2 separate regions of the Homo sapiens genome follow, and region 2 is linked to region 1. Evidence: chromatin loops called from intact Hi-C (ENCODE). Cell type or tissue: ascending aorta. All regions are shown on one strand. Each heading gives the region's core, and the rest is flanking DNA. Links, peaks and the distances in the headings are about the cores only.

Region 1 (7,686 bases), core at 1,198-6,197:
AAAATTAGCTGGGCATGGTGGCGGGCGCCTGTAATCCCAGCTATTCAGGAGGCCGAGGCAGGAGAATGGCTTGAACCCGGGAGGCAGAAGTTGTAGTGAGCCAAGATTGAGCCAAAGCACTCCAGCCTTGGCGACAAAGCGAGCGAGACTCCATCTCAAAAAAAAAAAAAAAAAAAAAAAAGATTCCCATTATCCTTCTCTGCTGTCCTCCGCTATAGGGCGGGAATTCTCTGCACCAGCACAATGAATAGGAGCCGTTCTTTAAATATGTTGCAGTCCAGAGTAGGCAATATTTTTCAGTGGTGACGGAGGCTCTCTACAACAAAACTAACTGGCACTGGGAAAGAAAAATGTCTAACTGATGCCAGAGAACTTAAGAGGCATGGGGTTTTAGAAAATCATTCCACTGTGATGGAAAATGGTTTTGGGGGAATTTGTGTTGCATTGGTTTTAAGAAAAAAAGTACTTCAAAGGGAGTTTTTTTTTTGATGGGATTTCTTTTAAGGATAACTGACTTCCATTCCACCACAGCGGGTCCCTGTCCACTGTGGGGAGGAGCGCCTTGATTTCCACCCCGGGCAGGGCTGCCTCCAGGAACTGCAGCAGCCACCTGCTCTGGCCCTCCACTCCCCAGGACATGGGTTACATTAAAGCGTATCTGTTGGAATGATACAGAACCAAAGTACAGTAATTAAATTGCATACAGAGACACACCCATAAAGAAGTTTTTTGTTTTGTTTTTTGAAACAGAGTCTCACTCTGTCACCTGGGAGTGCAGTGGCACGATCTTGGCTCACTGCAACCTCCGCCTTCTAGGTTCAAGAGATTCTCCTGCCTCAGCCTCCCGAGTAGCTGGGTTTACAGGTGCCTGCCACCACACCTGGCTGATTTTTGTATTTTTAGTAGAGACCGGATTTTGCCATGTTGGCCAGGCTGGTCTTGAACTCCTGACTTCAGGTGATCCACCCACCTCAGCCTTCCAAAGTGCCCATATGGAGATTTTTAAGGTCAGAGGTATAAACTGTACATACTCACTCCCTGGGAGAAATTCCTTGCTGGACTCTGGTTTTCTTTGAATTGCAGAGTAAACAGCTAGGCTTTGTGAATTACAGAGTAAGTAGTTTATTTACCCCTGAGGAGGGAAGAGGCAGCTTATTTGTGCTAGTGTAGCAGTGAGCTTGGGTTCTAAGTTTGAAGACATCACTTCACGCTTCACTGGGGCTCAGTTTTTCTCCTTTATGAAATTCGAGGTTTGGGCCTCGGGGCAAGTCACAGGGTGGGGCTGTGTTTGCTGCAGTGAGTCTCACGTCCCGCTTCAGCATCAGGGTACCAGCACTGTTCATCCCCCAGGTAAACTCCTCTAGTAACTTCAGGGCAACCCCTTTAGACTTACGGGGTGAGCTCTTGCGGGTGGCTGTCACCATCTGTCATCTGTCTCCAAGACCATAGTTAGAGGAGGGGCCCAATAGCAGCACCCCTCAAATGCCAGCAGCATCCCTCAAATGCCAACAGCACCCCTCAAATGCCAACAGCACCCCTCAAATGCCAACAGCACCCCTCAGATGCCAACAGCACCCCTCAAATGCGCTTTCCTAGATGTTACAGAGGACCATGTGTGAACCTTTTCTGGCAGGAAGCTCTGGTGTTCTTGTTTAGTCTGGCATTGCCAGAGAGTAGGCAGCTCTGAAGGGTAGATAGTTTTTAAAAAAAAAAAAAAAAGGCGGCCCACTACACTAAAGGATAATCATCAAGGATAGCCAAGAGCACAGTTCATAAATCAAAATCACTGCCTTAAAAATGTTGAGAATGCTTTCATTAAGTGCTTAAATTGGATAACAGACTTGTGCCTCAATGCTCAATCAGAAATAATAAAATTCTCTTACAGTGACTATCTTAATGTTCTTTTGTGTCTTCTCTTTGTTGCTGTCTGGCCCATATCTCCTGTACATTCCCCGCAATCCCCTTGTTTTCCTTCGTGCACTAACCTTCGCCTCTCTGCCTGTCTTCTTGCTTCCAGGGCTGGGTCTTCTTGATCTCTTTATTCCCGGGGTGGCACAAAATACTCAATAAGCACTCCAGAGTTTCCCCAGGGCCTCTTCTCACCCCTCACTGCCCCCATAGCAAACCGGGCCCACACCTTCCTCAACTCTGAGCTCTCTGTACTGTGCGCAGGGATGCAGGTGGTCCTCTTGGCCGGTTCAGGCAGCAGACTGGTGGAAACACTAATGAAGTTTGTTGAGTGTCACAATGTGCTGACACACTTCTAAGCGCTTGGCACGTTTAACTCATGAAATCACCAGTCATCTTAACATTGAGATACCGAGGACAGTGCCGTTTAAAAACCTGACCCAGAGCCGGGTGTCGTGGCTCACGCCTATAATCCCAGCACTTTGGGAGACCCAGGTGGGGAGAGCACCTGAGCTCAGGAGTTCAAGACTAGCCTGGCCAACATGGTGAAACCCCGTCTCTACCAAAAATACAAAATTAGTCGGGTGTGCTGGTGGGTGCCTGTAATCTCAGCTACTCTGTAGGCTGAGGCAGGAAAATCGCTTGAACCTGGGAGGCAGAGGTTGTGGTGAGCCAGGATCACACCACTGGACTCCAGCCTGGGCAAGAAGAGCGAATATTTCGTCTAAAAAAAAAAAACCTGACCCAATTGTTTGGAGTGTCTGTTGCCAACTCCCCTGAGCTAGTGACCTAGTGGGAGCGGCCGGAAAGGCTGTTGCCTTTTGGAACTTCAGCAGCCCGACAGACGACTCCATCACTGGCCAGGTGCCTCCTCCCAAGGTGGGAGACGAATGAGGCAGTTTGTAAAGGCTTCTGAAGAGTGTTAGAGAAAGGTGCTGTGCAAATACAGGTATTGTTATTTACAAGTGATGGATGGCACTGCATCATGTCCTGGCAAATGTGCTGTCGTCTGCAGTCCTCTGTAGAAGTAATCCAGCCTTAATGATTTGAGACCTTACCACTGCTCTTGACTACAAAATATTTGCAGAGAAATGGGGTGAGTGCTTGTTTGATGAGTTATTGCAAATGCAGATTAGCAGAGTTAGAATTAGCGAGATTCTTTCTGTTTCATCTAACAGCAGTCATAGCATTCCACAGCAGAAAAGAGGACCTAATTATAAGCCTCGCTATTACTCATTTCTGCCAGTCTTTGTGAGTCTGTGGCAGTGAGATGTGTAAAATCTCTTTGTTAAATACATTTTGCTGGCCCTGTTCCCCTCCATTTCCCAGTGGAGCCAAAACCATGTGTCAGTAGAGTTCTCATAAATCTGCTACATGATAGCTTTGAATGTTACTAATCTTACATGTGGTTTTCTTTGAAAAGCAGACTCTACATCCCCTCTCAAAGTGAATTAAATGGAAATATAAGCACGATTATATTTATTTCAAGCCATGTTACTTTTTTTAGTAACTTCAGAGTAACTTAGTTCTCTCTTACACTAATTGATACGTCAGACATGAGTTAAGGATGCCTTTCAAAAGTCTAGTGTAATTCTCCCTGAATTATCTCCCTGCAGAAAGACTTTCAGATTATCCATTGCTAGAAACAGAAGACTAATTTGTCTTCTATTAACCCTGTGGTCACAGATTTGCTAAGCATAGTCCCAGTGTCAACCAGTCAGGACCAGAAATTGAATGGTCCAGGTAAGAGGTCTGCCCTTGTTCCCAACATGCCAAGGAAAACAAGACCCTTTAGTTACTATCTTTTTTCAGAAGCCTTCTGTCAAGGTGGCCCATGGCATTTCACCTCTTCCCTAGCCTTTTTTTGTTGTTCTTGTCTAGACAGGGTCTCTCTCAGGCTTGAGTGCAGTGGCGTGATCTTGGCTCACTGCAACCTTGGCCTCCTGGGCTCAAGAGATCTTCTCGCCTCAGTGTGCTGAGTAGCTGGGACTACAGGTGTGCACCACCACAACCAGCTAATTTGTGTATTTTGTGTAGACACAAGGTTTTACTATGTTGTCCAGTCAGGTCTCAAACTCCTGGGCTCAAGCGACCTGCCCACCTTGGCCTCCCAAAGTGTTGGGACTCCAGGCATGAGCCACCGCACCCAGCCTTCCCTAGCCATTTTTGGTTATCTGTGACTTCTAACGTCTTTGTGAGTGTCCTTTTCATTTCGGCCAGTGCCCTGTGCATTCTTACTTGGTTTTGTGACTGCTTTTCCCTTCCCAGCTTCAGAAGTTTTTTTTGTTTCTATAGAGAATGTTCACTTTTGTATAAAGTACTATATTAGGTATAGAGAATGGTACTTCCTGTTGTAACAAACAACCTAAATTCTCAGTGGCCAAACTAATCCAGGTTTATTTCTCTCCTGGGTGGGGTCTTCTTAACAAAGAGCAATTCAGAGGCCCAGACACCCCTTGCTGTATAACACTAGCTTTTCATTGTGTGGCTGCTGCTGAGGGGACAAGTGTAGGTCGCCGTGCTGGGGTCCGTATGGTGTGGCCCACAAGTGGTATGCATCATCACATCAGTTTCCTATGGCTGCTGTACCAAATCACAATAAACTTAGTGGTTCTAAACAACACAGTTTTATTATGTTACAGTTCTAGAGGTGAGAAGTCCAAGATGGGTCTCACTGGGCTAAAATCAAAGTATCCACAGGGCAACTGGTTCCTTCTGGAGGATCGGGGAGAATCCCATTTTCTTGCCTTTTCCAGCTTCTAGAGGCTGCCCACTTTCCTTGGCTCGTGGCGCCTTCCTCCACAAGCCAAGGAAAGCTTCTTCAAAGGCAGCAATGACCAGTCACATCCTCACATCACACACTCAGAGCCCTGACTCTTCCGCCTCCCTCTTTCACATTCAGAGACCCTTGAGATTACATGGGCCCACCTGGGTAATCCAGAATAATCTCCTCACCTTCAGTCTATGATTCTAAGCACAGAATAGCAGTTTCCCTTCTTCTTCCTCAGCTTACAGTCAGCTGATGAGCAACCTTAATTCCATCTACAACCCTCATTTCCCCTGGCCGTGTAGCCCAGCACACTCACAGGTTCCAGAGTGGGGGGACGTGATGACATGATGCTGCCCACCAAAGTCACTTTTCCCCATACTATTGGGCAGGACCCAGTTTGATGCCCCCAATCCAACTACGGGGAAGCTGGGAGTGAGACTGGCAAACACCTGACTAGTCCTAGCCTCAACCAATTCCCAATGACAGCTTTTCCAAAGCACTTCCAGGCAGCCGATCCTACTTTCCCCTAAACTTTTTGAATCAGCCTCCCTGCACTCAAGGATATACATGTAGCTGCTCCATGTACCTCCCAGCTTGAAAGGGGCCCAGTCAGATGTCCGGCAAGGTGCCCATCCTGGCCCAGTCAGTACTCATTTTGTCCTTTGGGTCAGAAACTATGTCAAGGATGGAACACACACTGCTGTGGAAGATGGAGTGTTTGGCCCAGGGGGGTCCCACTATGTCTCTGAACTTCATTCTTTAACAGGGTTGCTCCGTGTAATTTAAGAGCCTTCTCACCTTCACAGTCTATGATTCTGAGCACAGAATAGCAGTATGAAGCCAACGAGAGTGCAAATTCAGGAAAGTATCTGGGGCTCCAGCTCATTTTTTAGCACAAACCATTACTTCTACCTTATCTATGCACACCTGAAAGCTCCTGTAAGGGCTCCACTTGGTCTGGGGGCAAGGTTCTCATTGGGGTCTTCTATAACTTATGTCTGTTATTGGGCCAGACTGTCAGTACCCACTCTCTGCATACGTTCTTACCGCCTCTCACCCCTTTATCCTCTCCACTTTTTAGGGTTCCCACCTTCAGGTGCATGGGCTTCCATAGATGTGAGTCTCCACTTGCCAGTGATTCTCCTCTCTCCTGGTGGAGTCATTTTTCTTAACTAAGATAGGCCATAGTCCCTTGCCCTGTTCGCATTGGGAAGTTCTACCCACCTAATCTCACCAGCCCCTTTGCTTACCTGCCACTACATTGCTCTACCTGAGATCCTTTGGTTTAATCATAACCTGCAGCACTGGTTGTTTTCTGTTTTGTTTTGTTCCTTCCACTGGAACAGTCCTCAGAACCTTTCGTCACTTCTTTTAGGTAGAAGAGCTTCCCTTTGAATAACATTTCCATAGCTCTTCTCAGGCAAGAACAAAGGTAGCATATACTTGTGAGTCATACTCCAGTACCTGCAGTGGATGCTTTTGGGACATTTGTGTGAGTTAACAGCCCTTCCTAGCTCCCTGCTGGAAATTGCTCCCTGGTTCATGGAACTCTTCCAGTATTTCCCCTTTCTTCTTCCCGCAGTAGCATTTTCTAGTTTGCTATTTGGCACTAGCAGATAGCAAGCCACCAGTGACTGCATCTTACAGCCAGGCATCCTGACACCTGAGGACGGATGCTTGGCCCAGGGTCCCACATAGTCATTTGCCTCCTTGGTGTTTGCTTACCTCCCAGATGTGACCGTAGGTAAAGCTTCCTCCACTCCCCTTCCCACTTGGGCAGGCAGCTGCTCTGTGGAGAGCTTTTCATTTCAAACTCACCTTCCCTTATCTAGGTAGTGTAATAACCTGGCCCTGTCTGTAGGCCGTTCCTTTGAGTTACTCTCAGAAGCCATGGTGCTCTGCTTCCTGGAAGGAATCTGATCAAGGAAAGGCTTACCTACGATTAAGGGTGGAACCCAGTTTGCCGCTTGCCAGCTGTGCGATTTGGGGCCGCTGGCTTCCCCTTCTCCCTGCCTCAGGATCTACTCCGTGGGGCTGCTGTGCAGTGAAAGATGCGTGGACTCCAAGTGGTTAGAGCGGTGCCTGCCACAGAGTGGTGATGAGGAGCAGAAGTTGGATCTGTGATTCTCCCAAAGCTTCCTCAGGTGGTGATGTAATGACGGAGGTCCTGGTGGTGGTCAGCACCACGATGGGCAGGTGCTTTACAGGGCATGGCCTTCATTCCCCAGCAACCCGTAGGGCAGCGCTCTTTAAGGAACTGCTGTGAAGAGAGGGTGAAGAGCTGGAAAAGCACCAACGATTTGAGGACTCCAGAGGCCTCTCTTGAGTACTAAATGCTAACTTAAAAACCCATTTAATAAGACTAGCTAACAGTTGAGCACATCCTGTGTGCCAGGTCCTGTTGGAGGCATTTCATGTGTCCTAACTCATGTAATCCTCAGCTGGCCCTGGGAGAGGGGAACATTTTCACTCTTTCTTCATAGGTGGCAGACCCTGAGGCACAGAGAGCTTCAGCAACTTGCCCACACACAGCCACACACACAAGCACATACGTATGCACACATGTGCACACACTTATGCACAGGCACATGCACACACACACACACACAGGCAGAACTGGGATTTGATCCCAAGGTTCTGGCTCCAGCATCTGTGTTCTTATCCTCTGCACAGCACTTCTGCTAAGAGGAAGCTTATTTTTTACATTTGAAGCTCTCATTTGAATAACAACCACCACGACAAAAATCTAAGGTTTTTCTGTTTCTCCTAAAAATACTGATTTGCAAATAATTCTGCAAAGATTTCTGCAAAAGTAATTCTTCTTTTGTAGTTTTACAAATGAAGAGTTCTAGAGACAGTGATACAACAATCACAATAAATATGTGCTGTCATATTTTTTGGCAGTATTGTAAGTTAAAATGAATCTGTCTCAGCTTTGAGTTATTATTGTTATTATTGCCACTTTTTATTGCTACATTAATCACCAAACATAACTGAGAGGGATTAAT
Region 2 (7,686 bases), core at 866-5,865, 150 kb after region 1:
TGACTGCTATAGTGTCTCTGCATGTTCATCCATGCCCCTAAACTGATAGACACTGTGTCCAAAGTTCTGTGACTACAAATACAGAGAGCACTGAAATTAAAACCTTGATCTGTATCTCCTGATGCACCTGAGCTGGAAATTAATTGCGATCCTCGCCTGTGTCAGTTTTTCGACCAGGGCACTATTGACATGTGGGGCCAGATAATTCTTTATTCGGGGGGGGGGCTGTCCCCTGTACTATGCAATCCCTGGTCTCTACCCATTAGACGTCAGGAGCATCTCCTACCCTCATTTATGACAACCCAAAATGCCTCTAGACATTGCCAAATGCACCCTGGGAGGCAAAATTGCCCCAGGAGAGAACCAGTGCTCTAAGTGGACAAGCTGGGGGTAGAACATGAGCCAAAGTCCTCTCCAAAGCGGCTGCAACAACTTCAACTCCACCACTCATGGGTGAAAGTTACAGTTTTTCTTCATTCTCACCAATTCCCAATACCTTTGCATTTTCACCAATCGGATGCTTAAACATTGTTATTGTGTTTTCACTTCGCATTCCTGATTGCCAGTAAGACTGGCCACCTTTCCATGCATCTATTGGCTGTCTGGATTTCCTCTTTGGTGAAGGATTTAATTATGTCTTTTGTCCATTTCCCATTGGCTTCTTTGTCTTTTCCTCATTGATCAGTATGAATTCTTTTTTTGTGTGTTTTGTTTTTTTTAGATGGAGTCTCACTCTGTCACCCAGGCTATAGTGCAATGGCACAATCTCAGCTCACGGCAGCCTCCATCTCCTGGGTTCAAGCGATTCTCCCACCTCAGCTGCCCAAGTAGCTGAGATTACAGGTGCCTGCCACCATGCCTGGCTAATTTTTGTATTTTTAGTAGAAATGGGGTTTCACCACGTCGGCCAGTCTGGTCTCGAACCCCTGACCTCAAATGATCTGCCCACCTCAGCCTCCCAAAGTGCTGGGATTACAGGGGTGAGCCACAGCACCTAGCCCAGTTTGAATTCTTTATAATACTTGAGGACAGTGCTGTCCAATAAAGACATAAGGGGAGCCACAAATGTAATGGAAAATTTTTTTTGGAGACAGGTCTTGGTCTGTTACCTGCTGGAGTGCATCACGGCTCACTGCAGCCTTCGCCTCCCAGGCTCAAACAATCCTCCCCCCTCAGCCTCCCTAGTAGCTGGGACTATGGGTGAGCACCACCACATCCAGCTAATTTTTGTATTTTTGTAGAGATGGTGTTTTGCCATGTTACCGAGGCTGGTCTCGAACTCCTGGGCTCAAGTGATCTGCGCACCTCTGCCTCCCAAAGTGCTGAGATTACAGGCATGAGCTACTGCACCTGGCTGATAATTTTTAATTTTCTAGTGGCCAAATTAATAAAAGCCAAATGAAATCCTAATAAATATATTGTATTTAACTCAACATATCCAAAATATTACCATTTCAAAATGTAATCAATAGAAAAATTTTAATGAGCTATTTTACCTTTTTTGGATGAATCTAGTACATATTTTACACTTACGGCACACCTCAGTTGCACTGTGTTCCACAGCCACTTGGAGGTACCAGCTACACTACTGGGCAATACAGCCCTAGACACTAAAGCTGGCATCAGGATGGCACTGGCGCCCAAGGCTGGCACTAAGATGTGGCAAAGGAGGCCCTGGGGCACCAAATTTAAAGAGGCGCTCCCTCTCAGGCACCACAGAGAGTAGGTGCCTCTGTAAATGCTGCCCCTGGACCTGAAGCTCTGTCAAGGGTGTTGCGATTGTTTTCTCGACACCACTTGTTTTTCATTTACCATCCCGTTTTACGTTTCGATGCAGTCATATTATTAATCTTTTCCTTTATAGGAATGCTTTTTGTCATGCGTTTAAGCAATGCCTCCCATTCAAAAACCCTAAAGATATTCCTCTGTATTTAATTTCAACAGTTTCAAGTTTTTTTTTTTTTCATAGTGAGGTCTTGAATCCACCATGGTTTTTATTATAGAAGTTTAATTTTACCTTTTTCTGTTTTCCTAGCACAATATATGAACACATCCATTCTTTTCCCATTGGTAGTAACAGCATGCTCAAGCTCATCCCACCTCCCCATAAACACAGGAATGAACCTGAGAGTTGCTCCCATTGGTCTAACAATCTACCTCAGCCCCAAGGCAATCCTGATTCGCTACTGCAGCCTTGTGTTTTGCAGGGAAGAAACCTTCCTTGCTCTTCCCCTTCAGAACTACCACGGCTCTTTTTTTTTTTTTTTTTTAGATGGAGTCTCGCTCTGTTGCCTAGGCTGGAGTGCAGTGGCACAATCTTGGCTCACTGCAATGTCCGCCTCATGGGTTCAGGCGATTCTCCTGCCCCAGCCTCCTGAGTAGCTGAGACTACAGTCATGCACCACCACGCCCATTTTTTTTTTTTTTTTTGTATTTTTTTAGTGGAGACAGGGTTTCACCATGTTGATCAGGCTGGTCTCGAGCTCCTGACCTCAAGTGATCCACCCGCCTCAGCCTCCCAAAGTCCTAGGAATATAGGCGTGAGCCCCCGTACTCAGCCTGCTGTTGCTATTCTTGATTACCAAGCTTCGTTTTAAAAGTCAAATTCAGTTCTCAGTCCTTCTAGAAGGAGTGGTGATGAAGATTGTGCAAAACACCAGACCACAGGTCACGAGAGGACGCCTAAGACGACATGCTCAGGCTGCCAGGAATAGGCATTTGTGCTCCTCCTAGAGAGGGCTAAAGGAAACTGCTGCTAGGAGGCACTCAGTAACAAGGAGCTTTAAATAAGAAGATGAACTCACAGACAGTCCAGCAGGAAAACAAGCAGCTGGAAGCTCATCGTCCAGTGTGTTTCACTGTCCCAAGTAGACTTCAGTATTCCTCAAAAATGTCCCTGACAACACTCTCTATTCTCTTCCACTTATCATATACAGTAGCATGCACAGGAGGAAGATTCACTCAAGTATGGGCGACGGTCTGTGAAGAAGCTGGTGAAAGTACACACACAAAGTCTTTTTTAATTGTTTGAACCAGGACAATTCAGTTGCACTGGATTCAGCTGCAGTACTCACTGGCGTTATTCCGTTATCTATTTCTTCCTGCCTCTTGGTAAAATTGCATTTCCCCACCCTTTCTGAGTTCTGACTTGACCATCTGGTTTGCTTTGGGTAATTAAACGTAAGTGAAATAGCAGGTGTCACTTCCAGGAGGAAGTTTCGAGAGACGGTGGACGATGTGCCACCTTCCCTTTTCTTGACTTGACTGCCCTTGAAGCTCAGAGATGCAACTGCTCCCAGACTGGGCCTCCGGAGTGAGGGCAGAGAGAGCAGAGCCCTGCCCCCTCTAGCCGGCGCACAACAGCATGAATGAGCGAGAGGCAAACCTTTGTTATTTTAAGCCACTGGGACTTGAAGTGGTTTGTTATCACAGCATCACAGTCTATTCTGAGTGTGTGTGTGTGCGTGTAACAGTAGCATACATCATCTATTCATGTGTCAGGTTGCCTACTTTCTTTTTCCCTTGGGAAGAACTGTCCTTTATTTTAAGATTATGTCTTTGATACTTGATTGGGCACAAAATGTACTTATAAAATGGGCTGGGCGTGGTGGCTCATGCCTGTAACCCCAACACTTTGGGAGGCTGAGGTGGGTGGATCACTTGAGGTCAGGAGTTCAAGACCAGCCTGGCCAACATGGTGAAATCCTGTCTCTATTAAAAATACAAAAAAATGAGCCAGGTGTAGTAACGCACACCTGTAATCGCAACTACTCAGGAGGCTGAGGCAGGAGAATGGCATGAACCTGGGAGGCGGAGCTTGCAGCGAGCTGAGATTGCGCCACTGCCCTCTAACCTGGGCGACAGAGCAAGACTCCACCTCAAAAAAAAAAAAAAAAGACAGAGTCTTGCTCTGTCGCCAGGCTGGAGTGCAGTGGCACGATCTCAGGTCACTGCAACCTCCACCTCGTGGGTTCAAGTGATTCTCCTGCCTCAGCCTCCCGAGTAGCTGGGACTACAGGCACTCGCCAACACGCCCAGCTAATTTTTGTATTTTTAGTAGAGACAGGGCTTCACCATGTTGGCCAGGATGGTCTCGATCTCTTGACCTTGTGATCCGCCCACCTTGGCCTCCCAAAGTGCTGGGATTACAGGCGTGAGCTACTGTGCCAGGCCAATATTTGTATTTTTATCTATGCTTTTCTGCTTCAAATAAAGAGATGCCTAATAAACTGTTTTAAATAAAGAAATGACATTTTATTAATAAAATAAATAAATATGTAAAATACATCAAGATAATTCCTTCCAACATGGGGTCACCTTGTAGCCCTGTAATCAGGATTTGATAAATTCAAGGTTGTCAGTAATTCAAAACAATTTCCCTTTAGACTAAATTTTGCATAAAACGTAAATCTTATTATCACTGCAAACCTCTCGCTGGGATTTATGATTTTAGATTAGTAATGTATGAAACCACTACTTTGTTCAACTGTATTCCCTCTGCCAACTTCATGTATATACCTAATCTATTCCTATCTCAGAGGCTCATCTAATTTTCCCAACACTGGGAGTGGTTTCCACGCAGTGATCATACAAGCATTATGTGATGAAAGAAAACTAAGCCTGTTAACCGTTGACCTGAAGGCAGTGACTGTCAGTAACAATTACATGTTCTTCCAACCATTGATTCACTTAATCTTTCTGAAATTAAGCTTGGAATTTTTACAACAGATGTACAAAGCTCGACAGAGAACTTAAAGGAACTAGCAAGGCTAGAAGAGCGGAACACAGAAACTCACTCAGCCAGGCATGGTGGCTCATGCCTGTAATCCCAGCAGTTTGGGAGGTTGAGGCAGGCGGATCACCTGAGGTCAGATGTTCGAGACCAGCCTGGCCAACATGGTGAAACCCTGTCTCTACTAATCATACAAAAATTAGCTGGGCATGGTGGCGAGTGCCTGTAATCCCAGCTACTTGGGAGGCTGAGGCAAGAGAATCACTTGAACCCGGGAGGCGGAGGTTGCTGTGAGCTGAAATCTTGCCACTGCACTCCAGCCTGGGCAACAACAACAAAACTCCACCTCAAAAAAAAAAAGGAAGAAGAAAAGGAAAGAAAGAAACTCAATGAGAAAGAGGTCATGCAGGGGATGAATTACAACAGCAAAAACACAGACCCTGTCCTAGTACCATGTATGTCTGTCATGAGTATACTTTTCTTATTCATTCCATACCCTGTACTTCTAATATTCACAACCACAACTGTGGTAGCCAGCCTCCTGGATGGCCCCAATGATCTTCGTTTCCTCCTGGTATTCACATCCTTGGTGATCACCTCCCATGCTGCATCAGGGCTGGCCCCATATGGCAGGAGTAATGGTGTGTGCCTTCCAAGGCCAGATCCTAAAAGATCTTGCAGCTTTCACCCTGGTCTCCTGGATTGCAGGCTCCTGAGGAAGCCGGCCGCCACGCCCTGTGGACACTCAAGCAGCTCTATGGAGAGACCCACAGGGAGAGGAACTGAGGCCCCCAGCTAACTGCCAGCACCAATGTGCCAGCCACGAGAGAGAGCCACTTTGGAAGAGGACCCTGTGGCCTCAGTCAAGCCTTCAGACAACTACAGCCACAGCCAGCATCCCACTGCAACTCACGAGAAACCCTCAGTCAGAACTGCCCAACCAGGTTCCCACATTCCCGAGCCATAGACACTGTGAGAGAAAATAAATGATAATTATTATTTAAAGCCACTGTGTTTTGGGGTGATGCATGTAGCATTAGATAATACAAACATCAACAAGTCATAAGGATAGAATAATGACAAAATCCAGTTACAATTTTCCAAAGCCTGTCATATTAACATATAATTCTATGTTTCTGTCTTGAGAACTGGATCATTCATTAAAGTTGAATATATGTTTATATAAGACAATATATAATTAAATAAAACATATTAGTATTTTATTATTAGCCATTGAGATCTACTAGATGTTAGGTGCAGCGAGATTAGATATAATTAATTCTGCAACTCAGCTAAGAAAATCTCCTCTCTGGACTTCACTATACTCCCAGAAGACACCAGGAGAGTGCTATATTTTTCTTTTTTTTTTCTTTTTTTTTTTTTTCAAAAAGGTTCTCCTTTTGGTCAGGCACAGTGGCTCACACCTGTAATCCCAGCACTTTAGGAGGCTGAGGTGGGAGGATTGCTTGAGGTCAGGGGATCGAGACCAGCCTGGTCGACATGGCGAAACCCCATCTCTACCAAAAAATATAAAAATTAGCCGGGTGCGGTGGCGCATATCTGTGGTCCCAGCTACTCGGGAGGCTGAGGTGGGAGAATCACTTGAACCCAGGAAGCGGAGGTTGCAGTGAGCCGAGATCACGCCACTGTACTCCAGCCCGGGTGACAGAGAAAGACTCTGTCTGAAAAAAAAAAAAAAAAAAAGCCAGGCGCGGTGGCTCACACCTGTAATCCCAGCACTCTGGGAGGCCAAGGCGGGTGGATCACAAGGTCAGGAGTTTGAGACCAGCCTGGCCAACATGGTGAAACTCCGTCCCTACTAAAAATACAAAATTAGCTGGGTGTGGTGGCAGGCACCTGTAATTGCAGCTACTGGGGAGGCTGAGGCAGGAGAATCGCTTGAACCCAGGAGGCAGAGGTTATAGTGAGCCGAGATTGCACCATTGCACTCCAGCCTGGGCAAAAAGAGTGAAACTCCATCTCAAAAAAAAAAAAAAAGTTCTCCTTTTGAAATTATTTTAAAAAGTTTAAAAAAAAACATTTTTCTATGGTATAATCTTACATTTATCAAATATTAGTAAAATTGAGGTATATAAAGAATTTTAATCATGAGGAAAGGCTTAAATTACCATAAGATAAATATACATTTAAAACAATTATATAAAATCATCTATTAACACTGCATGACAAAAAACAAGAGAGAAATGCACTAAGCCTTCAGTAGTAATTGATTCTGAATAGGTTATAAAAAGTTGTAAAAAGTCTCATTTTTCCCTACAATGAACATCTATTTTTATTTAATAATCAGAAAATACAAAATGTTTAAGGATGGGGCTGGGCACAGTGGCTCACCCCTGTAATCCCAGTACTTTGGGAGGCCAACGCAGGTGGATCATCTGAGGTCAGGAGTTCAAGACCAGCCTGGGCAACATGGCAAAACCCCGTCTCTACTAAAAATACAACAATTAACCTGGCATGGTGGTGCACACCTATAATCTGAGCTACTCAGGAGGCTGAGGCAGGAGAATCACTTGAACCTGGGAGGCGTAGGTTGCAGTGAACTGAGATCACTCCACTGCACTCCAGCCTGGGCGAGGGAATGAGACCCTGTCTCAAAAAAAAAAAATTTTTTTTAAGGATGAAAAAATTCTGATGAAGCTTCCCAGTCTCCTGCTTAACTACACAAGTGGATTCACGGGCTGTGAGAAAACTGTACAGAAGACAGAAAGCTGCCTCCCATCCTTTTCTAGAAAGAGTTGGGAGAATATAAATAGACCATCAGGCCGGGCACGGTGGCTCACACCTATAAACCCAGATCCTTGGGAGGCTGAGACGGGAGGATGGCTTGAGCTCAGAAGCTCGAGACCAGCCTGGGCAACATGGCAAAACCGCGTCTCTACAAAAATATACAAAAAGTAGCTGGGTGTGGTGGTGCACACCTGTAGTCCTAGCTA

What was found. Hi-C counts contacts between places; a loop is a spot of excess contacts. Peaks named below come from ENCODE experiments on the same cell type or tissue, not always from the same donor. Only the 100,000 strongest peaks of a DNase experiment are listed, where the experiment ranks them.
Region 2: it touches region 1 in a loop (2.2-fold over the local background); 3 of 110 quality-filtered maps call a loop at or near these places.

What each region holds. Positions count from the first base shown.
Region 1 is chr5:10,752,240-10,759,925 of GRCh38, reverse strand. The region is part of intron 1 of DAP (death associated protein); the gene reads left to right. Among named protein-coding and RNA genes, the nearest start is that of DAP-DT, 5.0 kb to the left of the region's middle. RefSeq lists an enhancer at 2,883-2,962 and a silencer at 3,183-3,272. In ascending aorta, for the core only: no CTCF peak of the experiment used is centred there; a DNase peak (open chromatin) is centred at 3,231; H3K4me3 peaks cover 1,349 bases; H3K27ac peaks cover 2,223 bases.
Region 2 is chr5:10,602,941-10,610,626 of GRCh38, reverse strand. All of the region lies in intron 1 of ANKRD33B (ankyrin repeat domain 33B), which reads right to left. Among named protein-coding and RNA genes, the nearest start is that of ANKRD33B, 43 kb to the right of the region's middle. RefSeq lists an enhancer at 2,412-2,661 and a silencer at 3,332-3,381. In ascending aorta, for the core only: a CTCF peak has its summit at 2,764; DNase peaks (open chromatin) are centred at 2,686 and 3,299; H3K27ac peaks cover 1,161 bases.